2 separate regions of the Homo sapiens genome follow, and region 2 is linked to region 1. The links are chromatin loops, found by intact Hi-C in ENCODE. Cell type or tissue: heart left ventricle. All regions are shown on one strand. Each heading gives the region's core, and the rest is flanking DNA. Links, peaks and the distances in the headings are about the cores only. Region 1 overlaps BTRC (beta-transducin repeat containing E3 ubiquitin protein ligase). Region 2 overlaps BTRC (beta-transducin repeat containing E3 ubiquitin protein ligase).

Evidence for each region. Peaks named below come from ENCODE experiments on the same cell type or tissue, not always from the same donor. Only the 100,000 strongest peaks of a DNase experiment are listed, where the experiment ranks them.
Region 2: a loop joins it to region 1, with 2.5 times the contacts of the local background. A loop is called at or near these places in 4 of 110 quality-filtered maps.

Annotation. Positions count from the first base shown.
Region 1 is chr10:101,451,084-101,467,155 of GRCh38, reverse strand. BTRC (beta-transducin repeat containing E3 ubiquitin protein ligase) reads right to left here. Exons shown (of 15, transcript NM_033637.4): 3 at 5,098-5,175. Among named protein-coding and RNA genes, the nearest start is that of BTRC, 100 kb to the right of the region's middle. In heart left ventricle, for the core only: no CTCF peak of the experiment used is centred there; no DNase peak of the experiment used is centred there.
Region 2 is chr10:101,380,236-101,396,307 of GRCh38, reverse strand. All of the region lies in intron 1 of BTRC (beta-transducin repeat containing E3 ubiquitin protein ligase), which reads right to left. Among named protein-coding and RNA genes, the nearest start is that of BTRC, 34 kb to the right of the region's middle. In heart left ventricle, for the core only: no CTCF peak of the experiment used is centred there; no DNase peak of the experiment used is centred there; H3K27ac peaks cover 1,137 bases.

The DNA of each region.
Region 1 (16,072 bases), core at 4,677-12,676:
GGTATTTACCCATCTGGATGCTGCTTGAAAATAAATTGTCCTCCAAAGAACAGAAATACAGTATGTTTTCTCTCAGTTCACTGGCTTATGAATGACTTTTTGTTGTTGTGGTTGTTTTGTTAATACACACTATAATGTCATTTTCTGTGTCAGTGATGTGCTTTTTCCTCCTACTCATCCAACTGTATAAAGGAGCTATGCCCATCAGACTTCCATGCTTATACTGGCTGATTTAAGTTCTTCACTGCTGTTTTTTGTGGATCTACTCCAAGGCAATGTTTAGAACGCAGGAATTTTTTCAGGGGAGGGGAATATGGTAGAAAAGGAAAACAGCTACTTATTCCTTCTAAAAGACTTATGTAGTTCCTTTTATAAGGCCCAGTCATTAACAGAAGATGACAACACAGTCATTTTTCTTTCAGCTGACAATTGTGACATTTTTCCAGCAGCGTGCAAGGTGTTGAAAACCTGGCAGCTGTTACCTCCTGGGATGAAGATACTTTTTTATCCTCCCTTGACAGTCTAACTCAGTGGGTCAGCACCTTTAAAGACTGCAAAGTATCCTTGAAGAGGATGGAAGCTTGAATTACTGCTCCCTCCCTAATCAATGTAAACCCTCACTGCAGGTGAAGTCTCCATCTATAGAGGTGCATGGGGGAGGAAAATGTAATGCCCTGAGCCAGATGGTTTTTATCTTGTTTTTAAAGAATAAAGGAACAAGCTAACAAGGGAGACAGCTACTTTGTTAGCTTCTTGGCCTCTCTCATGGCTTTGCATCCCCAGGGTTCCAGCTACACAAGAGAAAGAATACAGAAAAACCTAAACACTTAAAGAAATATAACTAGAGGGCTGGCATCATGCTGCTTTCAGAGAGTTGAGAGAGCTCTACTCAATGCTTTATTTATCACTGCCCACGTTCTCAGGATGGTAAGTGGACACATACACAAAGGAAATGGGGGATGGGAGAGGGATTAGACAACGGTCACAATTTACTCAATTACAGAGAAAGGCAGGGCTGACAGATCCTATTAGCACCAATGAGAAGCAAAGAGTTGAACGTTGTAATGCCACAATTTTCAAAAAGTAATGAGTACTTTCATGTATCCTCCCAGGCCTTTGCCCTTGATTGCAGATAGGAATAAAAGGTAGGAAAACAGTGGCTATCCTTTCCTTGACTTCACATTTTTAGGAGTAAAACAAAAATTGTAGCTATTTTGTACATCCTTTAAATAAAAGTTCATATTTAATGCCAAGAAATGAGATTATTCTGAAACTAAGAAAATTAACTTTCTTTACAAGGATACACTGCTCTACTTCCTCTCCCTACCCCAAACTCTTCCATCTTCAGATGCTGGAAATGAAACGAAAAAGCAGGTATACAAAATGACTTGGTGACAGACACAGGGAACAGTGTCTCTTAATTTCCACCTTCATTATTTCTTGTTCTGGTAATATCTTTGTCGGGTTTTGGAATTACTGTTATGGTGGATTTTTAAGTCAAGGAGTGTTCTTTCCTTCTCTATTCTGTGAAAGGGTCTGGCATAAAATTCGTATCATTTCTTCCTTAAATATTTGTTGAATTCACCAGTAAAACCACATGTCCCTTCTGATGATTAATTAAATTTATTTAATAGACATCAGGCTATTCAAATTTTGCTTCACCCTGTGTTAAGAGTTTTGGTAAGTTGTATTTTTCAAGGAATTTGTTCAACTTGCCAAATTTTTGGTATAAAGTTGTTTGCTCCTCCAATATTTAAATAGCTCTCCAAATTAACATGCAGTAGTTATGTCCTATCAACAATGGCAAAACGCTATTTTTGAATAATATATGTCAACTATAATATTAGTTAAAAACAATGTTAAATTGCTAGAAGATAACTGAACTTTTTATAATCAATAGTGAGTTTCTGAAATCCCATTAGAAATATCTGCAAAAGAATCTCAAGTTAATGAGATGCAAATCCTACTTGTATCAATACTAGGTATAAGGCGGCCTTGACATCTTTTTGTCTACAGAAGTTGACTACAGGAAAAACAAAACAAAACAAAAACAAAAAAACAAAATAGCAAATGGCACTTCATTATTGTCATATGCAATAGAGAAAAGAGGGAGTTTAAACAGCTTATATACTATGTCCTACCTTAAAAAAAATCAGCAATGGGGTAATCAAGTTCAGGGCAGTCCTGGACAGCTGCCCTGTGACCCGCTTCTATTGACCCCTGCTATTCATCACTCTTCCCTAAGATAGAGAGGGCAAGCTCCTAGGGAGTGACCACCACAATAGACAGACACAAGCCAACAGTAATCTGGTTCGAGCAAAAAACCAGATGGCACTGCAATAAATTTACAAATCTGCATTCATGGGGCTGCTAAAACACCCAGAAGCTAAAAGACTCTGAGGGCCCCAGGAGGATCTCCTACTTCCCTGTTTCTAAAGGCCATTTCTCTTTCCAAGAACATTGAGTTCATGCTCTTCACAAAGAGAATGGAGATAAAACCCTTTACAAAGAAGGGAGGAGAAAAAGCCTCATGACCTAATTAATCTCCAGAGCTTGGATCTCAACACTGAATGACAGATATTAGAAAAATCATTTCAAAGCACCATGGGGGGGGTGGGGGGGAAGGTTGTTAAATTAAAGTGGGCAGGGGGAGTGGGGAAGAGAACCTGCTAAAACGGCAATGAAAAAAACAACATTAAATCTCTTTCGAATATTGCACACAACAGATCTTGCAAGTAGAAAATGATTCAATAATGTATGCATTTATTTTTAAAATGAATCAGATTAGTCCCATGTGTGACCTGCTGGTCCATCTGTATGTGCTGGACTTAATAGGCATGATTCTCTCTCTTGCTTCAGTTTGAAGTATGAGAGAGATAAATTTAGTTTAATTTTCAACAGATCAGCCTATCCATTTTCCAAATGGACCATCTGGATCAGCCTATTAAAATTAATTTATAACTTTGCAGAGAGAAAATTCGTTTGTTAGCTTAAATAAAGTTGCCAAAACTTTTGTTGTGTCATTGTTTTCCGACAGTTGTTTCTGTATAGTGGGCAGAGTGTTCCTACTTCCCAATTTATCTTATTCAGTATTGTCCTATTGGTTTAGATGAACAGATCAGGTGTTGATTCTCCAAACAGTTAAAATTGTAACTGTCTCAACATCAATTACTGATCATTTGTGGATTTTTGTTTGTTTTTTTTTTTAAAGCTTCCTGGATGATTCAATTCTATTTACTAAACAATTATTTTTATAAAAAAAAGAAGTGTTCATCCAAAAAACATTTAACATATAGTAAATTAAAAAATGAATGTGTCACAGTTTCAAGTACTTTCCCTCTAAACACTATATATAAACTGAAGTCAGAAGGCACAAGTAGAAACGCTTTGGAAACACTGAGATCTGAGTATCAAATCACTAATTAGCTAGACAAGTCATCTAACCTCTCTAACCCTCCATTTTCTTCATCTATAAATTGGAAGTCACATCATATCTAAAAACTTTACAGGGTTATTGTGAGGGTTAAATCAAATAAGCATCATGTTCACGGTGGGTGCTCAACAAATATTAGATCTCCTATTTCCTAGAACAATGCTATAAATCCAAGTAAATTAGAATTATTTTTACTGCTGCTCAGGCTCATTGTATCCAATTTTATATTAAAAATGAATACAGGGCCAGGTGTGGTGGCTCATGTCTGTAATCCCAGCACTTTGGGAGGCCAAGCTGGGCAGATCACCTGAGGTCAGGGGTCTGAGAACAGCCTGGCCAACATGGTGAAACCCTGTCTCTACTAAAAATACAAAAATTAGGTCGGGAACAGTGGCTCATGCCTGTAATCCCAGCACTTTGGGAGGCTTAGGTGGGCAGATCACAAGGTCAAGAGTTTGCGACCAGCCTGGCCAACATGGTGAAACCCCGTTTCTACTAAAAATACAAAAATTAGCCCGGTGTGGTAGTGGGCACCTGTAGTCCCAGTTACGCAGGAGGCTGAGGCAGAAGAGTCGCTTGAACCCTGGAGGTGGAGGTTGTGGTGAGCCAAGATCACACCACTGCACTCCAGCCTGGGCGATAGAGCAAGACTGTGTCTCAAAAAAAAAAAAACCCCAAAATACAAAAATTAGCCAGGCATGGTGGCAGGCACCTGTAATTCCAGCTACTCAGGAGGCTGAGGCAGGAGAATCGCTTGAACCCAGAAGGCAGAGGTTGCAGTGAGCCGAGATCACGCCACTGCACTCCAGCCTGGGCGACAGAGTGAGGCTTTGTCTCAAAAATAAAAATAAAATAAAATAATAAAAATAAAAATGAATAGGTGGCACACTTATTCTCTGGCAACATCATAAGAACTTGCGTTTCTTGTTTTTGCCAAGGACATTCTAATTTTTACAAGAACACAATGGTATTGAACTTTCACAAGTAAAATGTGTTACCTTCTATTGGGGCACAGTGGTGAGCTATTTTTTTTTTTTTTTTTTGAGACGGAGTTTTGCTCTTGTTGCCCAGGCTGGAGTGCAATGGCGCAATCTCAGCTCACCGCAACCTCTGCCTCTGGGGTTCAAGTGATTCTCCTGCCTCAGCCTCCTGAGTAGCTGGGATTACAGGCATGCGCCAGCATGCCCAGCAAATTTTTGTATTTTTAGTAGAGACTGGGTTTCTCCATGTTGGTCAGGCTGGTCTCGAACTCCCGACTTCAGGTATTCGCCTGCCTCAGCCTCCCAAAGTGGTGGGATTATAGGCGTTAGCCACCTTGCCCGGCTGCTGTTTTTTTAAGTTATTATTAACAATGGCCTTTTCTTCTAGAAAAAGCAAACAAAATATTGCTCATACTAAAAGGGCTAACTTTATTACAGGCAGATCTGTTTTTATACTTTTTTAAAAATGCCAACCAGCTGTCCTGTACATGTATACCTAGAATGTTTTTTAAATAACTGGGAAAACCATGTCACCTGATTGAAAGTGATGGCTATGGCCAGGCCAACGTCCGAGTACTCTTAATATAAGCTCCAGTGCTTAAAGAATGGCAAATCAAGGGTTTCCTCCTGTCTTTTGTTTTGCTGTTGGTAGCTTTTTATTTTAAGTAAGGCTGAATTTCATACCTGTCTAAGTGAATTCTTCTCTGGTATTATCTTCCTAGGGGGTTCGCCATTATTACAGTCTTCTCTCTCTGAGGAATTCTGTGAAAGAAAGTAAGCTTTAATTCAGTTCTCATTATCTTCAATCTTATCCTTTGGGAGTAAACTGAATTACATTTCTAATTCTGTAAGTTAGAACATACATATATTTATACAATTATTCACTTGAAGATTTGTATACATACAGATATACACATATGTAAAAGAAAACATATGCCCATGTATATAAATAAATTATGTAAGGATTTAGATGGGAAGTATTTCATGTATCTTTAAGCATTGTGTAGGAGATCATATTCATTAGATCTCTAGCTTGCACTTTGACACAGGTTGACACTGGATACAAGAAAGTTCCAGCCCACACTTAGCTGATGACAACTAAAACCATGATTATTACCTTCTCTCGATTATAGTAGATGTTTGGTTGGCACAGATCTCCAAGTCTGGGTCCTAAAAATAGTTATTTCTCTTCCCCCTCTTCTCAGATTTGATTTTATTTTCTTTGATAAAAGTAGCATAGGACTTAAAAAAACATTTACTCAGTAGTTTAGGATTAGAGTCCATTCCTTGGCACTGTCACCTCAAACAGCAGCTAGAGGCCCTAAAATGTCAGTGGGGTTTTTATATACTTAGGAGGGGGAAAAAAACAACAATCCAACTGAAAATGAGTTCATAAGTACTAAAAATCTGCTAGTCAATATATGTAAATCACTATCTACAAGGCAAAATACAGAAAATCCAAATTACATATTATTTGAGTTCCATTTTCAGCAACAACATTAGTAACATTAATAACATTAATATTTAAAACCCTGCAGTTGTGCTAGGTGCGGTGGCTCACACTTGTAATCCCAGCACTTTGGGAGGCCAAGGCGGGCAGATCATCTGAGGTCAGGAGTTTGAGACCAGCCTGGCCAACATGCTGAAACTGTGTCTCTACTAAAAATACAAAATTAGCCAAGTGTGGTGGTGGGTGCCTGTAATCCCAGCTACTCGAGAGTCTGAGGCAGGAGAATCGCCTGAACCCAGGAGGCCGAGGTTGCAGTGAGCCGAGATCACACCACTGCACTCCAGCCTGAGTGACAGAGCAAGGTTCCGTCTCAAAACAACAACAACAAAAAACTTACAGTTAATATATTCCTTACATTACATATAGTCATAACGTTCTAACAGGAGGGTTAGTTTATTTGTAGGTTCAGAAATTATTTTTAACATGAGAGTTTATCTGAAAATTTTCATACAAGCATGAAATTATTAATATACAATCATTACTGTGTTCTAAACCTACATGTAAATTTCACTTTTTTGGTTTCTATTAGATATTACATTTTGAAAGATACTGAGAGATAAAAAACGTACTGTGTCATTCTGAGGCCCTTTCACCTCTGTGGCTGACACCTGTGTGTCACCTTTAGTAAGCCTGACAGGCCAGTACCCTAATGTGTTTCTTTTGGGCAGAAATATCTTATGAGGTTTAACTTGATATTTTACATTTGTGATGATCCCTTGTAAAAGTCCCTAAAATTAAAGAAAAAGCATGCTATATTACAAAGAAAGGGACAGAGACTCAAGAACTTCAGAGTTCTAACTTCTTTTCCTCCCTGTTTGGAAAAAAAGGAATGGAGATCATCTACCAAAAAATGGAGGAAGGATATAATTGAATTAATGACTACAAAGCTTGACAAATGAGGCGACTGGCAATACATGCTATGTAAGAGTATCAAACAAAGAAAGGGAAAGGTCAACATTTATTTACCCCATAACATCAAGTTGTATGTTTAACTTTTTTTTTTTAAATGTAAAGATCAATGTTTTAAATACCAAAATTAAATGCCTTATATAATAGAAGCTTAAGCCAGTATCCAATTATAAACTTAGAATTTGCAAGTAACTCTCTTTCAGGTCATGAAATTCCTCCTTTAAATAAATAAATAAAAAGATCAGATAAACTAAACCTGTTTAATTCAGTGTAAGATCCTGTATTTCAAAATTAATTATGTTTTTTGAAATGTTATCATATAACTTGGAGCCTAATTACTTTTTGCTGGAAGTTTGTCATACCAAAGATACTATAAATCACATTTTTATTATACAGGTACTTGGGCTGATACACAATTGCTGGCAAACTCCTCTATACTGAATTATAAAGTGAAAAATAGTCATCTCAACCTTAACAGCCTGAGTATTGACTAGCCCATACTCACAATTTTCTTTTTACTGACCCTCTATTTTATCAGATTTAGATGGATAACCACTGGGTGGGTATTATGAAAATGTCTAAAGAATGAAAACACAAAGGGAGCTTAAAGGGTGTTACTAACCTAACATAGAACACAGAGCTTCTTAGGAGTTCCTTTCCCCTTTCTATCCCACTAGGGCAAAGAATATTTAAATGGTATTGTTAAAAATAACTCTTAAACAAAAAATGGGGGAAACCCATAAACATTGGTATGTTCTTTTAATACAGATTAACCCAACACTTTTACTCTGGGCCATCCATCATGAGAAATCAAATCAAACAAAAAATCCAACTTATAATGTTGTTACAAAAAAATAGAGGTAGGGACATTAAACAGTCATGATATCAGGAACAAGGATTAGGAACCCTCCTAATACTAAAGAGTAGAAGCAGAATGCCAGTGAATGAGATTACTAGGTCTACAGTCTTGAGGGTAAGGGGTAATGATGAAATAGCCATGTATACCTAAGTAGTCACCTCAACAGTTCTCAAAGCCTGTCCAACATCACCCAGGAAAGCTCAGCAACACAGTTATTCCTTGCATCTTTATCTATGAGGATTCCCAATAAGCTATGTGCATAATTTTCCTAGATCATCAGGCTAAATTATATCCAATAAATTCTATTTAAGGATAAGTGATTAATATAAGGAAGAATCATCATTGGGTGCTAAAATTAGCAAGTGAGCCTAGTACTTTGGCATATGCGTGTAATCCCAGCTGCTCAGGAGGTGGAGGCAGAGGGACTGCCTGAGTCCAGGAGTTTGAGAGCAGTCTGGGCATCACAGCAAGACACCATCTCAAAAACCTAAGTAAAATTTAAAACTACAATAAGTGAGTGAAAGTTTGACAAGTTAACAGGATGGTCACATAATCTCAAAATATTTTTTCTATAAGATACTTGATAGTTACAATGAAAAAAGAGTAACCTCATAGTGGAGAAATCCAGCAGATGCCACCTTAAGATTATGTGCCTTTTAATATGATGTACTGAAAACAGCACATCACTTGTGAGGTATCCTTGTCAAAACCACAAAACTTAAATCTACTTATAAGAAAACATCAGGCTAACCCAAAAATGAGTATTTCATTCCATAAAGTTACTAGTTTGTACCTAAGAAATGTCAAGGCCATGAAATAGACTAAGGAATTGTTTCAGATTAAAGGAAACTAAAGAGGTATAGCACACACTGTTGAGGCAATTGGAAACTTTTTAGTAAGTTCTGTAGGTGAACTAATAACACTGTATCAATATTAATTTCCTGATTGTTTCCCCACCATTAAAATTTACATACAGAAAAATTTACCCTTTTTGGTATACAGCTCTGTAAGTTTTGACAAAAACATACAGTTGTATAACACCGCCATTAAAAAATGAAAAATTCCACCACTCCCAAAATTCTCTTGAAATTCTCCTTAATAGTCAACCCTCTCCCCACTGAAAATCACTGATTTGTTGGCTCAATAATTTGTGCCATTTTCAGAATGTCATATAAATGGAATTATATCGTACGTAACCTTTGAATCTGGCTTTTATCACTTAGCATAAAATATCTGAGATCTACTCATGTTGTTGTAAATACTAGTATTTCTTTTCCTTTTATTGCCAAGTAGTATTATCTACTGTATGGATGTGCCACAGTTTTGTTTATCCATTCAATTTCCTGGTTTTGATAATTTGTACTGTGATTATTTTTATTAAAATGTCTTTGTTTTTCTGGAAACACGCACTGAAACATTTAGGGGGGATGGAACATTACGTCTGTAACTTTCAAATTGTTCAGAAAAAATAATACATAAATGGATGTATGTGCGTGTGTATATGTATTTATAAGCAGATATAATACAAATATGGTAACATGTTAACATTAGGTAAATCTATGTGAAAGGGTGTAAGGAGATTCTTTGTGCTATTCTTTTCACTTGTCTATAAATCTGAAGTTATGTCAAAATAAAAAATTAATTAATTAAATCCATAATAAAATGTTAAGAAATGGGAGAAAAGTTAAGTGAAAAATAAATTTTAGGGGGAAAATTCCATCAAATGTAATTAACGTTATATTCTACTGCTTAACTTTAAACCAACCCTAAGCAAACTTGACTGCTCAGAACAACAGATTCCCAATACTCAGATGGAAAGTTTCATTATAGTAAATAAATTGCAGAATGTGTTTGTAGTCCTTGAGTAATAATAGTCTATGAATAGCATTACAGTAGTCCTCCCTTATCCACAGTTTCACTCACGCAATTTCAGTTACTACAGTCAACTGAGGTCCTAAAATATTGAATGGAAATTTTTAGAAATAGTTTTCAATTGTGCACCTTTCTGGTAGCTCTGTCCTGCCCAGGATGTGAATTATCCCTTGGTCCAGTGTATCCACACTGTACATGCTACTTGACCATGAGTCATTGACATTGTCTGCTCCTGACATCCCACCACCAACATCTTCATGGCTCAATAATCCAGGATCACCTAAAGCAGGTAGCATGCTGTCAAAGGGTCAGTAGTAACCTAATGCTGTGTCACAATGCCTAGGTCATTTACCTCACTTCATCTCATCACATAGACATTTTACTGTCTCACATCATCATAAGAAGGGTGAGTACAGTACAGTAAGATATTTTGAGAGAGCATATTCATGTAACTTTTATTACAGTATAGTTATAACTGTTCTATTTTATTCTTATTGTTGTTAATCTCTTACTATGACTAATTTATAAATTAAACTTTATCATAGGTATGTGTCCATAGGAAAAAACATAGTATACATGGAGTTCAGAACTATCTGTGGTTTAGGCATCCACTGGGGAACATACCCCCTATGAATAAGTGGGGACTATAGTATATTAAAATATTTTTGTAAAAGATTCTACACAACTTGTTACCTTTTATATTAACTCAAATATTTATTTCTTAGCCCAGTGCACAACTTGTTACCTTTTATATTAACTCAAATATTTATTTCTTAGCTCAGTGCTTACTAGCTTAGAATTGAAAGGGCAGAATGAAAGTCTCCCTGTCAACTTTGAATTTAACTCCAAACTAGATGCATTTGGGCTGTAACACCTGCAGATACAGTAACAGAGATTTGGGTAGGAAAAGGTCAATAAAGGAAATACTGCTAAAGCTCCTGCATTAGACCTCAGGGATGCATTTTGGATAAAATGTTTCCACAACCAAACTGGGCGAATAAAAAAGAAAGTAATTATATTAAAAAAGTATTCAGGTGATAAGCTTAAACTGTCTCAAAATCAACACATCTAAATTTAAAGCACTCTTTTACCATCTCCACTCATTTCTAGGTCAGCTCTTTTCCTCCCAACTTTTCTTTTTATCCTAGACTTAAATCCTCAGAGTCAGTTTTTACTCATTCCTTTTTTTTCTTTGAACATATCTAGCTAATTTTCAGTCTATAAACTTTTTCTTTGAATCATCTATTTTAATACATCTGACCCTACTTTTGCATTTCCACTGCTTCTACTCTAGTCCAGACCCACAACACCTCTTACCAGTGCTATTACTATTGAGACAGCCTTCTGACATTGACATCCTTGCCTAAATCCAAATGATATATTCTATACACTAGAGTGGCAATCATCATTCTTTTTTTTTTTTTGAAACAGAGTCTCGTTCTGTCACCCAGGCTGGAGGACAGTGGCGACCTCGGCTCATTACAACTTCTGCCTCCTGGGTTCAAGTGATTCTCCTGCCTCAGCCTCCCGAGTAGCTGGGATTACAGGCATGCGCCACCATGCCCAGCTAATTTTGTGTGTGTGTGTGTGTGTGTGTGTGTGTGTGTGTTTTTAGTAGAGACAGAGTTTCACCATGTTGGCCAGGCTAGCCTCGAACTCCTAACCTCAAGTGATCCACCCACCTCGGCCTCCCAAAGTCCTGGGATTACAGGCGTAAGCCACCATGCCCGGCCATTAGAATCATCATTCTAAAAAGGTTACTTTCCTGTTCAAAAGCCTTTTATAGCTTTTTGGCAATAACAGGATAAACCCAAACTTCTTAGTACAGCATCCATAAGACAGCCAACTTAACACTTCATCAAAGTCTCTGTACCATTTACATGACATTATTTATCATTCACCAAAATAAGGAAACCACTCTTTCATCTCTGTGTTTTTGTTAATTCTAGTCCCTTAACATGTAACAGGCTTCTTTCCCAATCTCTTTATCTACTAAAAATCCTGATTCAAGAGTCAGCTAAAATGATACCTTCTCTGAGAAGCCTTTATCCCCTTACGCCTAACCTGCAGTTAGAATTAATTACTCCGAAGAAAAACTTCACTTCCAATTGGCACTTAATTCTTTATATCTCTTTATATCTCTACATGAACATGCTTCCCACCCCACACTACTGTAAATTCCTTCAAGGCAGGGCCAGTTTCTGTTTCATCTTATATTTCAGAGGTTCAGCACAAAGCTAGAGAATATAATGTGAATTTTAAAATGTTTTCTTGTCGGGAGGTAGAGACAGGAGGATTGCTTGGGGCCAGGAGTTCAAGACCAGCCTGGGTAACATAGCAAGACCCTACCTCTACATAAAAAAAAAAAAAAAAAATTAGCTGGGCATAGTGGCACATGCTTGTCGTCCTAGCTACTCAGGAGGCTAAGGCGGGAGGATCGCTTAAGCCCAGGAGTTTGGGGTGTAATCATGCCATTGTGCTCTAGCCTGGGCGACAGAGTGAGACCCTGTCTCAAAGAAAAAAAAAAAAAAAGTTTCTTGGATTGAATATTATTGCCAGGTTAATCTTTCTTAACACTGCTACTGTCGTAATGGTCTTTCCCTAAAATATTTTTAGTGGCTCTTTATTTCTATGAAATCAAATATGAAGTTCTAGGCCTGGTTTTCAGGACCATCCAGAATTCCCTACTATATTACACCAAGTTATTTCCCACAACACATCTTTTCTGCCCCAGTTAAGCAAGTTTCTTCATAGTCTCACCAACAGGTGATATGATCTTGAAATTTCGGGGTTGAAAGGATTGTTTTTTAAAGACAGGGTCTTGCTCTATCACATCAGGCTGGAGTGTAATGACATGATCATAGCTCCTTGTAACCTCCAACTCCTGGGCTCAAGTAATCCTCCTGCCTCAGGCTCCCTACTAGCTAAGACTACAGGTATACGCCACTACACCAGGCTAATTTTTCTGTTTTTTTGTAGATACAGGGGTTCTCACTATATTACCCAGCTGGTCTCAAACTCACAGCCTCAAGCAATCCTCCCACCTCCGTTTCCCAAAGTGCTGGGATTACAGGCATGAGCCACAGAGTCTGGCCTGGAAGGATTCTTAACTCCAGTCTAGTTCACTCAACAATTATAAACACAAGATTATCTCATCTATTCAAGTCTTACACATTCTTAAAATGAGGTTTAACTGTCATCTTCTCCAAGAAACCATAAAACTACTCCACCTTACTCTACTGGAAATTCCCTAACTAAATTTTAATCTTGATCCACACAACAGGCACTTAATTAGATAAATGTCTGCACTGTTACTTTCGACTAACCAGTAAGATTGAAAGATTACTGGGAAAAGTCTTTGTAGCTCCCTCTACCCACTAACACATTACGTAAGTATACAGATAACAGATGCTCAATGAATAATTGAAACCCTAAACCCAGACTGTCCAGCTAGCTTAAAAAAAAGTTTTGTTTTGTTTTGTTTTTAATAGCAGAGGAACTTCAGTGGCAGCCCAACTGCAGTCCTACTGTCCCACTACTTATAATGCCAGTATGATCAGTTAACAGCACTTACAAGCTCTGGCCTGACACATATTTTTGCAAATAAAGTTTAACTGGCCCATAGCCATGCCCATCCATTTACGATTTGTCTGTGGCTGCTTTCACACTACAACGGAAGAGGTAAGTGGCCACAAGAAAGATCCTATCTCCCACAAAGCCTCAAATGTTTATTATCTGCCCCTTTACAGACAAAGTTTGGCAACCCTTAACCAAAGCATTCCTAACTTTGAGGCTGTTTGTATTTTTGACTGTCCAATTCAAGAAGTAAAGATGTTTTGATGGCAGCACACAGCAGGTTCATAGCTGGGGCAATATTCCCCATGACCTAGTAAGTGGCTTATTTACTATTTTCAGTTATCTATTTGAACACACAACTCCTGATAAAATGGATAATTAAGAGTTGATTATATAATCAAATAAAAAATTAAACTAATTTACACAGTGATGAAAAGTCAAGCCACTCATAATGACTTACAATAATCTTTGAGTAAGCATCTTGCTCAAGGTTGGATGGTGCAACAGAGCCTGAACCTGTTTGAAGAGACATCTGTTATAAATAAAATAACCAGCTCCAAAGCTACAAGCGAACATTTCACACCAATGCCACATACTTCACTAATTTACCATTGGAGGATTTGAAGGACTCTGTAACTGGGATAATTCTATCATTTTAGCAAAGCAGGTAAATTGTGGTGGATTATAACTGATTTTGAACACATTTTAAAAATGAAATCATCTGCTCATCATCGTATAGAATGACAACCCACCTGAAGGAAAAAATCCTGAGACCGATTTCTAGTAACTAATTGCAAACACAGTATAGTGAACTTCAATGGTAAATTAGTAATTGGATTAATACTTTTTCCCATTAACTTATTATGTGACTTGGAGCTAATTTAGCTTCCAAATATAAATTTACAATTTACAAAAACAGAAATTATTATTTTACAAGGTTAACAGATATTTTAGCTACATGGACAAAATCACTCAAACTCTTGTATGAAAGGTGACATTAAAAAAAAACACTGTGTGTGTGTTTAAACAAATTTTAATTAATCCTTTTAGGATACAATGGGGAAAACTTAGGTCATTTAAGTTCAGAAGCTGTTCGGAAAATCCTATTCAAGGACTCATTTTAGGGAGGACCTAAAGTGTCCTCCTAAGATATTCTCTGGCATGTTTTCATGCACATTGCTTCTCCAGCATGTTTATCATTTGACATACTCTATTAAACCACAACCACATCAAGGCCTCCCTATACTGCTAAACTCAACAGATTCACCAGTTAAGGCTTTCAAGGAGTGCTCTTTTCTAGTAATATACCAATTCCAAGCACAGTGCTAACAACTAGATAGAATGGACAACATTCTCTGGGACAACCAAAGAGGACTTCCATTAGCACTGCCTTACTCCCTGTGACAGAAGTCAAAAAACTGCCAAGCAGGCTTTCTCCCCGCCACACTGTCCGACACTAATCATATAACACTACAGATGCATCCTTTCTCAAAATGCAGAGGGATTGTGTATATTTGCAAAGAACAACTATTTTTTATGCTTCCAAATTCTTAATCCTGTTTGGAGCTGTCAGTGGGGGTTAATGGAAGCCTTGGATAGGAGAATTCCAATCTGGTTGGCAGATGGATAGGTTGGTTATAGCTGCATAACTATGTCTTGCCTGCAGGCACAATTCAGAACACTGTTAAAGCAATATAAAGTCTCTGTCAAGCTGAACCATTTGGATCAGTAGCAAAGAGAAATAATAATAAAAAAGAAGTTCATTTCTGGGCCTTGTGCATTTATGCTAGTATGCAGAAACTGATTAATTGTCATAGTGCACTGGTCTTCTACACCTCAGATTTCTACTTCTGGAGTAGATTTTGCATGCTAATATAATCATTCTCCCTCTTGAGACATTAGCAAATAATCAAATGAAAAACAGGATCATAATTTACTGAGATTCGAGCAATTCTCTATGCAAATTTGACTTGTTATTGCTGCTGCCTCGTTAATCTGAATGCCTTTGACAAACTCCTTTGATTTATGAACTCGTGACAACTCCAATGTGTATATATTTTGCTAGATTGACATTATCATTAAGAGTGGGTGGACTGAGCTCACATGAATGGCTGATTTTATTCGCTGGTGTCTGCTGCTCAACAGCTGAGCATCTCCTCCTCACAAAGCCCCTGAGCGGCAGGCTCTTCCCATCTTCCCATCCATTCATCATCTCGATGTTAATTGGCCCAGGCTTTAAGCAAATTTTCAACACGATTTAAAGGCACGATGACACTGATTACTGACCCTCTGCCATACGGTGCCTATTGATTAACCTGACAGAGATGATGAGCTTGAGGGAAACTAGGTGTGTGGGGACCTCAGGGGGGAAAAAATATATTGTCTATGCAGGCAAACACTTGTCATTACCTCACAAGCCAGAATTTGCACAGCACACATTCTTAAAACACACTACTGCTTTAACACCTACAGCTAACACAGAAAGTGCTTTCTGTATTCAGAGATTACAGATATGTTATGTCAAAGCGCATGACACATTCAGTATTTAGAAGAACTCCCTAGATAGATGGCTGCCTTTCAACCAATTATGCTTGTTCTGGCTGATGTATCTAATTTAGGTTAAATTCTAAGAAAGTAACTGGGTGGCCTGGTAATGCTGTAACAGAAAAAAATAAGAATGAGAAAAATCAGATTCTTGAAAATAGAGGAAGGAAGAAAGGAAGGATTAAAATTATTTGCTGCCATTCTACCACTATTAAAAGGAGAAGTGCTCTTAAAGAGGAAGAAAACATCAACCTGATTATACGAATTTTGTTTTCTGTTCTTTTAATACTGCTACCTGATTACAACTGTCAAACTATTCCTGGCACAGAAATTATACCCACAACTGAATTATTTTTAAATAAAGTAATATTTTAAGTCTAACAAACATT
Region 2 (16,072 bases), core at 4,836-12,835, 71 kb after region 1:
TCACATTCATTGACAAAAATTAAAGAAAAGCATTATTCTAATTGGCAGTATAAAAATTTTAAAATATTCTGGCTACTAGATCACCATATCCATTACTAGGTCCATCATGTTGGGAAATGAGAGCAAAGACAGTGTGTTTTTTTAAAGAACTCTATTGTTATGACTCTTTGTTGTACCAGTATTCGCTATAACAGAACTTTGTGTATGCAAAGGTTATCTTTAATAGCTTAAATCAATAAGTTCAGATCCCTTATAACTTTGATCAACTACAAAGATATATTAAAAACCTCTCCCTAGAGCTGGGAAAAGCTGAGGCAAAAAACAAAAATACAAAACCTTCTCCCATCATATAAAAAATACCTATGAATATATATATACATATTTGTCGCTTACAAACAAAACATGGAAATATTACTACTATTTAAGGAAAAAATATGCAAATATTACTAAATTTCCCATTAGTCCCCTACAGGCATGTAAAAGATTATTCATAATATGGTAGTATTTTTACAGGATAGAACTAATTTTCACATACTAATGTAACAAGATACATTTTAATTTTAATCACAGCTGAGATAATTTAATAAATTTTGTAGTATGCAATGAACTGAAAAATATAATTTATTAATCAAACCTGAGAACCAAAAATAAATCTAAGATCTTTCATAGCATGATCATTTTAAGTTCATTTTTTAAAGAAAAAAATCCACTGTTATTTCAAATTCTGAAATAACAATTTAACAATTTGTATTTTAGCCATTTTTATTAAGGAGAGGAAGGGTCTGTAAATGTTAAGAGCAAAATTAATTACTGGATCAAGGTCTTTTCTTTAGAATCTTTTCCACACTCAGGAAAATGAGGAACTCCTAGACAATAATAATGAAAATAAAGCAGCTGGAGCAAAAGGGAGGGTTACACTACTTACAGTCAAGGGAGGAAGAACAGCAGCACAGAGGGTGTTGGGAAAAAAGGGGGGCAAAGAGTCAGACAAAATAATTTCCTATCCTAGCCTGCCTGGCTAGACTCTCACACGAAAATTAAACCAACGGAATGGGTTGAAATAATATACAAAACCCCATCTCTCTCCAACCCTACCTTCTTCTTTCCTTAGAGTTTGCTGTATTGGTAGGAAACCTCAGGAAAATCCCTCTGTGTGAGGCCTCAACTCCCCAAGCAAATGCCACCTAGTGATAATGACTTCTACATTAGCTGAAGCCAGTAGATCCTAGGCTATACACAAGATGATACAATTTTGTTACAGTGCAATAACGTGAATTTAGGCGCTACTGCTGTTGGAATCATGTGAGACTGGATTTTTGTGATGCATGTTGACAGGATTGGTGAATTATCTGTGCATGCATGTCCTAGCATTCTTGGTAACTGCTATGACTCATTCAGAACACCTCAGACCTCATCTCAAGGGCTGTCCGCTATAAGCAGACATGCATTACATGTATGTGTAAGAAATCTGTGCTTTTGCTGCTACACCTGCTGGAACTCACTGGTCAAATTGCTATTCTTGCCCTAATCTGACAAGTCTAGCCATGTACTACTCTACAGGGAACTGCAGGCTACTGGGAAAGCCCTTATCACTCTTCTCAAGAGTGTTATACCCTGCCCCGACTGCTAAGAATTTTAACCCTTACTCTCTCTGAAATAGGGACTTCTTTATTTCTTCTCTGTTCCTAGATTAAGAGGCAGTTTGCTTTTGTTTTACTCATTACTAGTCAGTCTGTGACTATGTATTTTGTGGAGTAGGGAAGCGGAAGAAGGACCTGCTTTAAGCTTTACCTTTGAAACTAGACAACTGAGTCTTTAAATAGACAAAAATCCTTATTTAAGAAACAAACTAATATCCCCAGCAGAAACAAGGTGAAATCCACAAGCCAGGCAAGCAGGATGCTGCAAAAAGAATACTTTTTCAATGATTTTAAGCAACATCTACATGTCCCCCAACCTCCAAGATACAAAATAGTATTTTTATAAAGATTCATTATATTAGTCATCGGCAATTAGATCTAAAAATATCCCATTTCCAAAATTTATATTTGAAAATAATTGAGTTCGTACTCGAACCATTTCCAAATTGAAAGAATACATTATCATAAAAAATTAATTACCAGAGTCCCCTTCTTTCATAAAAAAATTCAACATGCCCTTAGTCATAGATCTCCACCTCTAGCTCCATAATATCTTCTAAATAGAATTGAGATGGAAATATCTCTTTTTAGCTAAACAATGTCTGCGTTCTATAAAATCTATCATTTAATTACTAAAAGCCCTGGAAGTCCTAGGTACAGACTCAATTATACACTCAGTTTTAGAGGGACATGCTCTACAGTCTACGAAGTCTGCATTACACTGGCTATGCTTGTTTGAAAGATTAGTTTTCTCATTCAACTGCTTTTCCACAATATATGAAATCTGGAGAGAAAATGAGAAAAGACAAAGAACTCAATTCTGCCACAATGCATTTTCATCCCTTGTGTGAGGCAAGGTGGTTTCCAAAGCAGGGTGTGCACATGCCAGGAGGTAGGCAAGATGATCCTCCAGGGTGGGGGAGTGTGTAGGGAAAGACTCTTTCCAACCTCGTGTTTTTCCACTACTCTCATACTACAATAATCATCAACACAGAAGACTTCTCTGTGACCAAATGTGGGTTGTTTTTGTTTTTGTTTTGTCTAACTTCAACCCTAACCCCAAGACTGAAATGCTGTTGGAATCATGATACTGGATTTTTGTGATGTACTTTGACAGGACTGATGAATTATGTGTCCCTGTATGTCCTAGCATTCTTGTTAACTGCTATGACTTATCCAGAACACCCCTTAAAAGAGAGCCTCGGGCCTCATCTTGAGAGCTCCAAGATTGTCCCCCATATCCCTAGATATCAGTCACAACTCTGGGCCTCTGGAGCTTCTGACTGACTGGCTTCAAGTTGGGGTTACCATGATCCCCTCTGTGGGTTCAATTAATTTGCTGAAGTGGCTCACAGAACTGAGGGAAACACTTACTTATATCTGCTGGTTTATTATGAAGGATATTGCAAAGAATACAAATGAAGAGACCCATAGAACAAGGTATGGGCGAAGGGGCTCAGAGCTGCCATGACTCCCTGGGCACACCACCCTCCAGGGATCTCCATGTGTTCAGCTATCCAGAAGCTTTCCAAACCCAGTCCTCTTGAGTTTTTATGGAAGCATTCCTTCCTCCCACGAGGGTATGAGGTGGGACCCTCTCAGTGGAGGGTCTTAAGATCCACAATCAGAAAGGAGGTGGTGGGAGATTAGAGTCCTGCCCTGGGGCAGGTGAAAGAAGGGCAGGAGACAGACTATTTCCTGAGGTCTGCGGCTGAGGCCTAACACACCCAACATTATTAACAAAAGACCATAAAAAGGGATATGGGAGTTATGAACCAGGACCATGGATGAAAACCTATGTATACATATATAGCACCACAGGGGGAATATTAAAACTTTTAATTGGTCGGGTGCGGAAGCTTACACCTATAATTCCAGCACTTTGGGAGGCCGAGGCAGGTGGATCGCCTGAGGTCAGGAGTTCGAGACCAGTCTGGCCAACATGGTGAAACCCTGTCTCTACTATGGTGAAACCCTGTCTCTACTAAAACTACAAAAAAATTAGCCAGGTGTGGTGGTGGGCACCCGTAATCCCAACTATTTGGGAGGCTGAGGTAAGAGAATCGCTTGAACCTGGGAGGCGGAGGTTGCAGTGAGCCAAGACCATGCCGCCACTGCACTCTAGCCTGGGCAACAAGAACGAAACTCTGTCTCAAAAAGAAAACAACAACAACAACAAAAAACTTTCAATTAATTTTTAGTTTAAAAAATAATCTTTAAAATTTTTTTTGATACGTGTTCCCTTAATCTGATGTTAAATGGTTAAATGTCACTTACTGAAGATTGGGAATTCCACAACACAAAGGGGTTGCCAATGGTTTCTTCCCTCATTCATTCTCTTTGGGCATATTGCAAAAAACTTAAGTGTGCTCAGAATTTAAGAATGTTTTCACTGGGTGCAGTGGCTCATGCCTGTAATCCCAGCAGTTTGGGAGGCCAAGGCGGGCAGATCACGAGGTCAAGAGTTTGAGACCACCCTGACCAACATGGTGAAACCCAGTCGCTATCAAAAATACAAAAATTAGCTGGGCGTGGTGGCGCACGCCAGTAATCCCAGCTACATGGGAGGCTTAGGCAAGAGAAACACTTGAACCCGGGAGGCAGAAGTTGCAGTGAGCTGAGATAGCGGCACTGCACTCCAGCCTGGGCGACAGAGCAAGCCTCCGTCTCAAAAAAAAAAAGAATATTAGTTAGTTTTAAGTAAACTGTCAATTGACTCTTCTCTAATTCTTTGCACAAGCCCTTCATTAGTCACTTTACAAGGTAAAAATAATATTGAACTAACCATATGTGAATAAACCAAAGACATTATCATTACAACTATCTGGACACAATTTACACATATATATTTACTTATTTATATTTATTTACCCTAAGTGTATATATTGTGCCTTAATATAGTAGCTAATGATGGCAGGGCATGAGTACAATTTGCAATTTGCAAATTAAGAAGTAAAAATATTTAGGATAAATCCTTAAAATGTTTCTGATGGGTTAGGAGGCTACTGTTCTAGAGAGCAAATTTCCCAAATTTATTTTTAAAAGAACATAGCAAATTAAGGTACATGTCAACATTGCCATTTTTATAAAGAGTCTCTCCAACATACATCAGATGAACAAAGAGCATTTTGGGAAGGCTGAACTACGAAGGTTGTGCCTATGCTAAGAAATGAAAGCAATTTTTCCATTTGGTATTTGTTGTAACAATTGACTCAGAGACAATTTATTAACCTAAGACACAAAAACAAAGAATTTTATTTGCAAACAATACTATATTTTAGTATTATAAACTCCATTTGCTGGTAAATTAGATCTCTACTTCCAAAGATGACCAAACTTTATATATTCCAAAGTAATAAATTTCAAAAAAGTAGTTCTCCCAGTTGAATATATTTATTTAGAGAATTCCTTTTCTAATTCAAAAAGATGTTCCAAGGGCTTCAAATTACACTATTCCCCAAGCCTAATATAACTGCTTAAGGGCTGAAATATTTGAATCACAGCAGGAGCGGTAGTTACCACACAGGATAAATAGTAACCTGTACAAGTTGTTTTAAAAGACAAATCAGATTGTATTCCATATCAAGAAATCCTGATTATATACAGGCTAGTTTCAAGAAAAGTTCTTTAGGCAAAATTCTTATAAAAACTTTAATTATCAAGAGTAAAATTTCTAAATTTGATAAAGAACCATTTGTATTTACTTCTTTCCACGCAAGTTTCAAAATACATAAATGAATTCCCTACAAGTCTTAAAAAGTATAAAATTAATCTATCTTAACTGATGCACCTCCTTAAAGTGTTTGGAAGCTGCTTGGGACAGGAAAATTAGAAAGAAGAGAGTGCTGGACAGTACATTCACCCTTAAAAGTTGTTGTTTTTCTTTCTTTCTTTCTTTCTTTTTTAAGACAAACAAAATTAAATAAAAGTGGTTGTGTGGGATGGCAGGCTGCTTTTTTTTTATTTTGTACTTTCTCAAATTTGCTCTAATGTCTTTTAAAAAACTAAAGCTCATTTATTGAAAATTATCATACCAGGCCAGGCATGGTGGCTCACGCCTGTAATCCTAGCGCTTTGGGAGACCGAGGCGGGAGGATCACGAGGTCAGGAGGTTGAGACCATCCTGGCTAACATGGTGAAACCCCGTCTCTACTAAAATACAAAAAATTAGGCGTGGTGGCGGGCACCTGTAATCCCAGCTACTCAGGAGACTGAGGCAGGAGAATGGCGTGAACCCGGGAGGCGAAGCTTGCAGTGAGCAGAGATTGCACCACTGCACTCCAGCCTGGGGAACAAAGCGAGACTCCGTCTCGGAAAAAAAAAAAAAAAAAAATCATACCAGGACATCAAAACTGATAAACATTGTTTGATTTATTCCCATAAACATTGTTTGATTTATTCCCTACAATGACTCCAGGAAGCAGGATGGGCAGTTTATCATCAGCTTCTATTTTACAAAATGAAAAAAAAGAAAGTGAGTGACTTCACAAGTATTTATTGTCTACCACATGTCATGCACTGGGATATACTCAAGAGTAAAACACAAAATTTTACTATCATGGGCTTTATTTTCTTTTCTAGTAGAAATAATAGACAAATAAGGAAAGGGGCATTTACTTTAGATAGGGTAGGCTCTAAGTAGGTGATTAGAACTGAGATATAAAGGATAAACGAAGGACTCAACCAAAAAGTCAGAGTTGGAGAAAACAGCCAATGCAAAGGCCTTATAGTGGTCTTGCAAGAGTTTGGCAAATTTAGCTCATACCTATAATCTCAACACTTTGGAAGGCTGAGGTAGACAGATCGCTTGAACCCAAGAGGTCAAGACCAGGCTGGGCAACATAGTGAGACCCTGTCTGTACAAAAAATTTAAAAATTAGCCAGGCATGGTGGCGTGCACCTGTGGTCTCAGATACTCCAGAGGCTGAGGCAGAAGGATCACTTGAGCCCAGGAGGTCAAGACTGCAGTGAGCTGTGCTGTGTTTATTCCATGGCACTCCAGCCTGGGCAACAGAGAAAGACCCTGTCTCAAAAAAAAAAAAAAAAAAAAAAAAAAAGGTGTTTGGCAAAAGGCCAGTGTAACTTGACTGTAACTGAAGACTGGGAGTAATGACCTAACAGGGTCAAAGACATAGGTGGGAAAGGACCAGCTCTGCCAGGCAAAACAACAAAGTTTACCATGCATAGCTTTAGTCCAAAAGGAAGATATTAGAACATTTTAGATCTCTGAAAGATCACTCTGGCTATTGTGTGGAGACAGACTAGATTTAAAGGGGAGAGTAGCTAGAAAACTGTTAAACTTTTCCATAAAAGAAATGATAATAACCCAAAGTAAGTTGATAGCAGTGTAGGCAGAGAGGGGTAGACGAATTTGAGATGTATTTTGGAAGTAGAACAGATAAAATCTTGTGAATTGCATATCGGCATAAGAAAAAGTGAGGAGCCAATGATGATTCCAGGTTTCAGGCTTCAGTAACTGGATAAATGGTGGCACCATTTATTAGTATGGGAAGATCAGCAAAAAAAAAAAAAAAAAAAAAAAAAAAAACACACACAAAAAATCACAATTATGCAACATTCAAGTGGATAATCAGTTGAATACATAAAGGTAGAAGTCACAGTAAAAGGATGGGTTAGAGACTATTAGCCCATTAGAAATCATCAGCCCACAGATGGTATTTCAAAGCAAAAGGAATAGATGATCATCTAGGAACAAAGTGTAGACAGGAAAGAGAAGAGGGCCAAGGCCCAAGGGCTAAGAAACTCTAACATAAATAAAAGACTTGTCTAAAGGTCAAATGCTTAAGTGATCTGGCTCAATAAAGTGCTCTTTCATCATATCCAACTATCTCTTAACATTAAGAATAAAACAGGCTGGGCTGGGTGCAGTCGCTCATGCCTGTAATCCCAGCACTTTGAGAGGCTGAGGTGGGCAGATTGCTTGAGGCCAGGAGTTCAAGACTAGCCTAGGCAACATGGCAAAACCCCACCTCTACAAAAATGCAAAAAAATTAGCCAAGCGTGGTGGTGGGCACCCGTAGTCCCAGCTACTTGGGAAGCTGAGGTGGGAGGATCACTTGAACCCAGGAGGTCGAGGCAGCAGTGAGCTGAGATCATGCCACTGCCCTCCAGCCTGGGCAACAGAATGAGACCCTGTCTCAATCAATCAATAAACACAGGTGGGGCGGTGGCACCTGCCTGTAATCCCAGCACTTTCGGAGGCCACAGCAGGAAGATTGTTTCAGGCCAAGAGTTCGAGAACAGCTGGGCAACAGAGAGAGACCCTGTCTCTACAAAAATAAATAAATAAAATAAAATAAAATAAAATAAAATAAAAATTAGCTGGGTGTGGTGTGGTGTTACCTGTAGTCCTAGCTACTTGGAAGGCTGAGGCAGGAGGATCACTTGAGCCCAGGAGGTTGATGTTACAATGAGCTATGATTGTACCACTACCCTCTAGCCTGGGCAACAGAGCAAGATTCTCCTCTAAACAAAACAAAAGAAAGCCATCTTTCCTAGCTAAAAGTTCTCAAATTTTAGTTTTTAATTTTGAAGTAACTCCATACTTTGGTTTCTATCAAGAATCAACTAACCTGAATCCCAATAGGTTTAGTATATTTTTGCCTTTAGATATTTGTTGCTTTTGAACTTGACAAGCTATCTATAAAAATTTCCAAAGGCCGGGCATGGTGGCTCACACCTGAAATCCCAGCACTTTGGGAGGCCGAGGCAGGCAGATCACCTGAGGTCAGGAGTTCAAGACCAGCCTGACCAACATGGCAAAGCCCCGTCTCTCCTAAAAATACAAAAATTAGCTGGGCATGGTGGCACACACCTGTAATCCCAGCTACTCAGGAGGCTGAGGCAGGAGAATCGCTTGAACCTGGGAGGCAGAGTTTGCAGTAAGCAGAGATCGCGCCACCGCACTTCAGCCTGGGCGACAGAGCAAGACTCCGTCTCAAGAAAAAAAAAAATCAGCCGGGTGTGGTGGTGGGCACCTGTAATCCCAACAACTCGGGAAGGTGAGGCAGGAGAATCGCTTGAACCCAGGAGGCAGAGGTTGCAGTGAGCCAAGATCGCACCATTGCACTCCAGCCTGGGCAACAGAGTGAGGCTATCTCAAAAAAAAAAAAAAAAAAGTCCCATGAAGGTATAAAAAGCCACAAATAGCCAAGAAGAAAATAAGGTATGAGACCTTAACTACCATAAAAAAGGTGTATTATAAAGCAGTGTGAGCTATATAGGAGGAATAAGTCCTAGTGTTCTACAGCACTGTAGAATGACAATAATTAACAATAAAATACTATATAGTTCAAATAGCTAGGAGAATATTGAATGTTCCCAATACAAAAAAAAATAAATGACTGAGATACATACACTAATTACTAATCTGATCACTATATGTATCACAATATCAGTATATACCCCATAAATATGTACACTTATTATGTTAAATTTTTAATATGAATTTTTTAAAATAGAAAAGATTTGCCCAAAAAAAAGCTATATGAATAAGATAGTATGGCACTGATATAAATAAATGAACAATAGAACAGAATGAGTCCAAAAACTGATCAATGCATGTAATGACATGATTTATGAGGGAGATAACACTGCAGATTGATGGAGAATGCATGTTCTTCCAATAAATGATGCTGGGGGCCATTGTAAATCCATATGGAAAAAAGTGAAACGGAATCCCTTCGTCACATCAAACCCAAAAATCAATTCTAGAAAGACTAAAATTCTAAACGTAAAAACCAAAACTCAAAAAGTCTCTAGTAGAAAATATGAGGCTATTTTCATGATCTTAAATTAGGGGAGGCTTTCTTAAACAAATCACAAAAGTACTAATTAAAAACACCCCCCACCAATTCACCTATCAGTAGAAGAAACACAAGCTAAACCACAAACAAAACAAAGACTCGGAAAAGCACCAACTAGACTTGGACTTAGGAAATGTGGGCTCTAATTCAGGCTGTCATCAATTGTGACACTGGCAAGTCAAACAAGTCCTTGGTTCTTCATGTGCTCATTTTTAAAAAGAAGAAGTATTCCACAATACTTTTTATCGATATCTCATAAAAACTCTTTTTCTAAGTAGCATGTGGGATAACATAAGATAAAATCCAAACCAGGTTTTCTGGCCAAAGTGTACTGCTGATCTAAAATTATCACAAAAAAGTCTTTCTTGAATGAGCTAATTAGATAGATAGCATTGTCAGTGTTGATACCTTAAGAGGATGAAGAAAAAGAAAAGAAGATAAATGTTTCCCAGGCCTCCCCAGAACTGCAGAGCATAAATAAGTGAACATGTTGACAATGTTTAAGGCTGACCTTGACAGAACAGAGTTTATTCCACATGCTTCTAGATGCAGAGTGTACTTACTAGAGTAAACTGACCTTGCTGGGCATTTGCTTGGTTATACCACATCTTTAATAAAACTTATAAAAATAGAAAGGTCCTGGAAATATCAGTAGAATAATAATCAAAGGATTTAAGTGTATCTGTCCATATATCCTGAAAAGTAAAATTACATCATCATAGACAGGGATTAATTGTGGCCCCTTGCCTGAATAGCTAGGGGAATGAGAACAGGATGTTCTGGGAGGATTTTTGATAACTACCAGCCAAGTCATCTCTGTACCATTTTTCCTGACACTACTAGGCAACATACTCAACATTTCATTAGCTTCTCAAAATGGCACTTTATGATGAAGCTCAAGTTTTACAGTCAGACCCTTATTAAAACAGGTCACAACTTAGTTATATTAAAATAATAATTATCAGCAAAACCTTTTAAATAAAAATATACTATGCAAGAATCAAAAAAAAAACAAGCTAGATCAGGGTTCTTAACCCAGGGTCCATAGATAGGATTCAGGGATCTCTGAACCTCCTGAAATTTTGTACAAAACATATGTGTGTGTGTGTGTCTGGGAAGAGGAAGGATCCTGTGATACCAGATTTTCAGTGAAGTCCATAACCAAAAAAAGGTTAAGAAGCCTTGAATTATCAAGTAGAAGAACACACAAAAAAAAAAAAAAAGAAGAAGAAGAAAGAAAGAACAAAGAAAATAGAAAAACTAAATTAAAAAAAAAAGCCTTGAATTAGATGGTCCTTCTAGACTCTTAAATCCTATGACTCCATGCAAATTTAGTGACATTTTAGATAAGACAAATGATACATTTATTAAGGAAACAGTATTTTTCTTCCTTCTAATTCATCTCATCTATCCTTCATCCAAGTTCAAAAAAAGTCAGTTTCACTTTTTTTCTTTTCTTTTTTTTTTTTTTTTTTGAGACAGAGTCTCGTTCTGTCACCTAGGCTGGAGTGCAGTGGCGCGATTTCGGCTCACTGCAAGCTCCACCTCCCGGGTTCACGCCATTCTCCTGCCTCAGCCTCCTGAGTAGCTGGGACTACAGGTGCCCGCCACCACGCCCGGCTAATTTTTTTTTTCTTTTTTTTAGAGACAGGATCTCACTCTGTGTCCCAGGCTGGAATGCAGCGGAGGAATCATAGCCCACTGCAGCCTCAAAGCAAGTAGCTGGGACTACAGGTGTGCACCACCATGCCACGCTAATTTTGTTCTGTTTTGTTCTGTTTGTAGAGACATGGGTCTTGCTAAGTTGACCAGGCTGGTCTCAAACTCCTGGCCTCAAGCAATCCTCCCACCTCAGCCTCCCAAAGTGCTGGGATTACAGGTGACAGCCACCAAACCTGGCCCCAGTTCATCTTAAAAGTTTTTAAAACTCCATAGTTTCAATTAAGCAATTAAAAATTCAGTTAAGTAGTGTCCCACGATTTCAAAACCTTCTATGTCTTGTCCTCAGTTGATCTTCCTATCTTTTAAGCCTCTCAAAGGTCTCAATTTTTAACTACAATGTATTTTACTTCTCAATAAGAAAAATAATCTCTCCTTAGGTCTTTTCCATCAGAAACCACTCTTTCTAGGTCCTGTGTATATTTTCAAATCAACTGAAAATAAGATCTCACTCTTTCCTACTGCTAATTGGCTGGACTGTTAGTCCAAACCTGAGCCTTTGAAAAAAGCTGTTAGTCAACTGCTAGTCTGGCCAAAATTTAGTGACTGATTCCTACTCGTATCTAATAAATACACACTTTAAAAAAACACACAGAACTTACTAACTAGAACTATAATTTACCATAAACTACTCATAAGAAACTATAGTTCTGCTGACTGGCAAGTAATTTGCAAAGGCACATCAGTTTAGCTACATAACATAAGTATCTACCTGCACGTACTGGCACTAATCAGGGCGTGAAATTAAACTTTTTATTCGGAAAGAAATAGCTGCTTCAAGGCTGTGATTTAGCCTGGGAAGCAAATATTAAGGTCATCCTCTTCTCTCTGATGTTTATAGTATTTCTAATAGGAGACTCAAAGAAGGAGGGCTGATGGCCAACTTCTGTAAAAGTGAAAATAATCTCTATGACGTAACAAATTTGCCACTTGCTTTACTAATTGCACAGACTTAACAAAACCAGTTGCTAAAGTATAACAGAGATTACTTAAATACTGAAAGCACAAACTGATCACTATGGATACCTAATTTGGTTACTTCATTGAGCAAAGTAAAGAAAATTCGACAAATATAAATGCTACAAATATGTTTTACAATAACCTAGACAGGGCATGGTGATACAAGCCTGTGGTACCGGCAACTATTTGGGAGGCTGAGACGGAAGAATCACTTTTGAGCCCAGGAGTTTGAGTCCAGCCTGGGCAACATAGCAAGACTCCATCTCTAAAAAATAAATAAATAAATAGATAAAATACCCTATAACCATTTTCATTACAACATAGATAATTTTGAATTAGCTAGGTTAATGAGATCCTATTCAGTAATTTAGCCAATTGCCAAAATTTTCCCAACATTCATCAAAATCCCCTAATACAAACTTCAATTTACTCTGCTATACTATATCCATATTATTCTCATATCTATTAAAGAAAGCAAACAAGTAGAAAAGTATCCCAAGGTCAGCACAGTGGCTCATGCCTGTAACCCCAGCACTTTAGAAGGCTGAGGCGAGAGGGTTCCCTAGGCCTAGGCATTCAAAGTTGCAATAAGCTAGGATCGAACCACTGCACTCCAGCCTGGAAAGAAGGAAAGAAAGGAAGAAAGAAAAGAAGAAAGGAAGAAAACGGTCCAAATAATCATGAGCAAAATATCTGCTCGAATGGCAAGTGCAGGTGTTCACAACCAATTGCTTCAGAACTTGACTAGCCTTTTTTTTTTTTTTTAAAAAGGAAGACTTATAGAAGCCACAGCAGTCCTCAAAGTGTAGTCCCAGAACCAGCAGCATCACCTATAAACTAGTTAGAAATGCAAATTCTCAGACCCCAACCCAGGCCTAAAGAATGGCAAACTCAGCATGGGCAAAACCCTATCTCTGTGAAAAATAAAAAAATTAGCTGGGCGTGGTGGTGCACGCCTGTAGTCCCAGCTACTAAGGAGGCTGAGGTGGGAGGATCACTTGAGCCTGGGAGGTCAAGGCTGCAATGAGCTGTGATAGCACCACAGCACTCCAACCTGGGAGAAAGAGTGAGACCCTGTCTCAGAAAAAAAAAAAAAAAAAAAAAATCTCCAGGGAAGGCCCAACAAGTCCTCCAGGGAATTCAGACATACTTTTTGTTACAAAAAGCCCTTAAAAACTTAACTCAATTCTCTAAGCAGCTTTAGTAGTGTGTTGCACTAAAGATAAAAGTTATCTTTATCTTTTTTACAATGTAAAAAGTACACTTTAATTGGTCTAAGTTCAAAAATGAAATAAAGAGGATAAAGCCCATGTAATGTCTTTCCAAAATAGGAAACACTCACCATTTCAAAATTGAGAAAGAAAAAAATTATTTAGAACTACCTAAAAATAAATAGGTTGATTTTACAACTACCACAGAAGAATCACCAATGGATGGTAAAACTACTGCGTGAAACAATGTTGTGAAATAAGATATTTACACAGTCTCCAAGTTTGCTCCTCTGAATACTTACAAATATACCTTTACAACAGAGAAATCTAGTGAATACAACCTTAATAAATGATCAAACAATATCTCCAATAATGGAACAAACTGACATTATATGCCTTCTGATGTAGTAGTGCACTAAGAAAAAAAAAACACAGCATATATTATACTCCTGCCAAATTTTTTACCCTGATCTAATCATGGAAAAACAATCAGACAAAAACAAATGAGGGACATTCTGTAAAACTACCTCAAACTCTTCAAAAATGTCAATTTCATGAATAAAAACCATTAGGGAACTACTGTAAATTAAAGGAAACTAAAGAGATATTATATATAACATGATTGGATCCTGGATTTTTTTTTAAAGAGCTGTAAAAGACATTCTTAGGGGCCGGACGCGGTGGCTCATGCCTGTAATCCCAGCACTTTGGGAGGCTGAGGCAGGTGGATCACCTGAGGTCGGGAGTTCGAGACCAGCCTGGCCAGCATGGTGAAACCCCATCTCTACTAAAAATACAAAAATTAACCGGGCGTGGTGGCAGGTGCCTGTAATAACAGCTACTCAGGAAGCTGAGGCAGAAGAATCACTTGAACCTGGGAGGCGAAGGTTGCAGTGAGCTGAGATCACGCCACTGCACTCCAGCCTAGGCAACAGAGCAAGACGCCATCTCAAAAAAAAAAAAAAAAAAAAAAAAAAAAAAAAAAAAAAGACATTCTTAGGATAACTAGGGGTTCTGGATATGAACTGTATATTAAATAATAAAAGGTTATCAGTGATCAGTGTTAAATTTCCTGAGTGGGATCTTGTATTGAGGTTAGGAATAAGGATGCTCTTGTTCTTAGAAAATACATGCAGAAGGTAAAATATCATGTCTGCAACTCTCAAATAATTTAGAAAGAAAGTATATACTAGGAAAAGTCAAATGTGGCAAAATGTTAACAATTAGATAATTCAGGTGAGGGATATATGAGTTATCATCGTGTGTTTCTCATAATTTTTCTGAGGAGTTGAAAAAAGAATGACACCATCAACACCTCTCTTCAAAATTATATTTCTCAAAAATAAGTCAAAAGATAACATCCCTCACCCACCAAAAAACTATAAAATACCTACTCTAAGGTGCATGCTAATTCTACAGTTCACATATAACTTCTATTTATGGTACACTGTGATGTCAAAGTGCTTTTATGTGTACTCTCTTACTGGATCTTCAACCCAGTAGATAGAACAGTTATTGTTATTCTCATTTTAGAGAAGAGGAAATTAAGGAACATGGTTAGTATAGCACAATGATTAACCACACTCACTCTGGAGCTAGAATGTCTGAGCTGGAATACCAGCTGTGCCATTCACAAACTGTTTGATCTGGAAAAAGTAACAACCTGTCTGTGCCTCAGTTTCCACATTTGTAAATCAGGATGATAATAATAATACACACCTAATAAGATGAGAGGATCAAATGAGTTAATATATATAGTGTCTAGAATCCTGCACGGTATATACTGAGCTACAAGTGTTGGCTGCCATTATTATTGTTATTATTATCACCACCCAAGAATAAGGTCAGAGAATAAGTAAAAATACAGTCATGCACCCCCTGACACTTCAGTCAAGTATGGTCAGATATGCAACAGTGGTCTCATAAAATTATAACACTGTATTTTTACCGTACCCTTTCTATGTTTAGATATACAAATACCATTGTGTTACAATGGCTTACAGGATTCAGTGTACAGTAACAAACTGCACAAGCAACAGGTTATATCACATGGCATTTGTGTATAGTAAGGTATACTATCTAGATTTGTCTATGTACACTCTGTGAAGCTCACACAACCACTTAATCACCTAACAATGTATTTCTCATAATGTATCACATATTGTTAAGCAATGCATGACTGTAGTTAAGACAGGACTTGAAACCAGTTCTTCTGACTCCAATTCTTGTGTAATTTCCACTATGCCAATAGTGGTTTCAATCACTTATACTTAGACAAGGAAATGGAAAAATAAGTGTCATTTCAAAAAGGATGTACATGTATGTACTTGACAGAATGCATGAACAAGAGAAGGAAGTTTGCTAATTAAAAGAGGTTCTTAATAGCCGCTGCCCTGTCTGGGAAGTGGGGAGTGCCTCTGCCCAGCCGCCCCACCGTCTGGGAAGTGAGGAGTACCTCTGCCCGGCTGCTGTGCAACCCTCCAAGTGTGAAGGCACAGCCTTGTGTGTGATCTTTCTGCCCTCCCCAAGTTTGCATTTTTGACATTAAAGTTTACTTTTTAATTAAAAAAAAAAAAGAGGTTGTTAAATCTAATTCATCTTTAAGAGACACATGATCTGGATGCTTACAGTCCTTTATAATTTCCAAAATATTTGCTCTATTTATAATAATTTCATTTACTCCTCATAACAGCTCTTTGAGGTACAAAAGTAGATA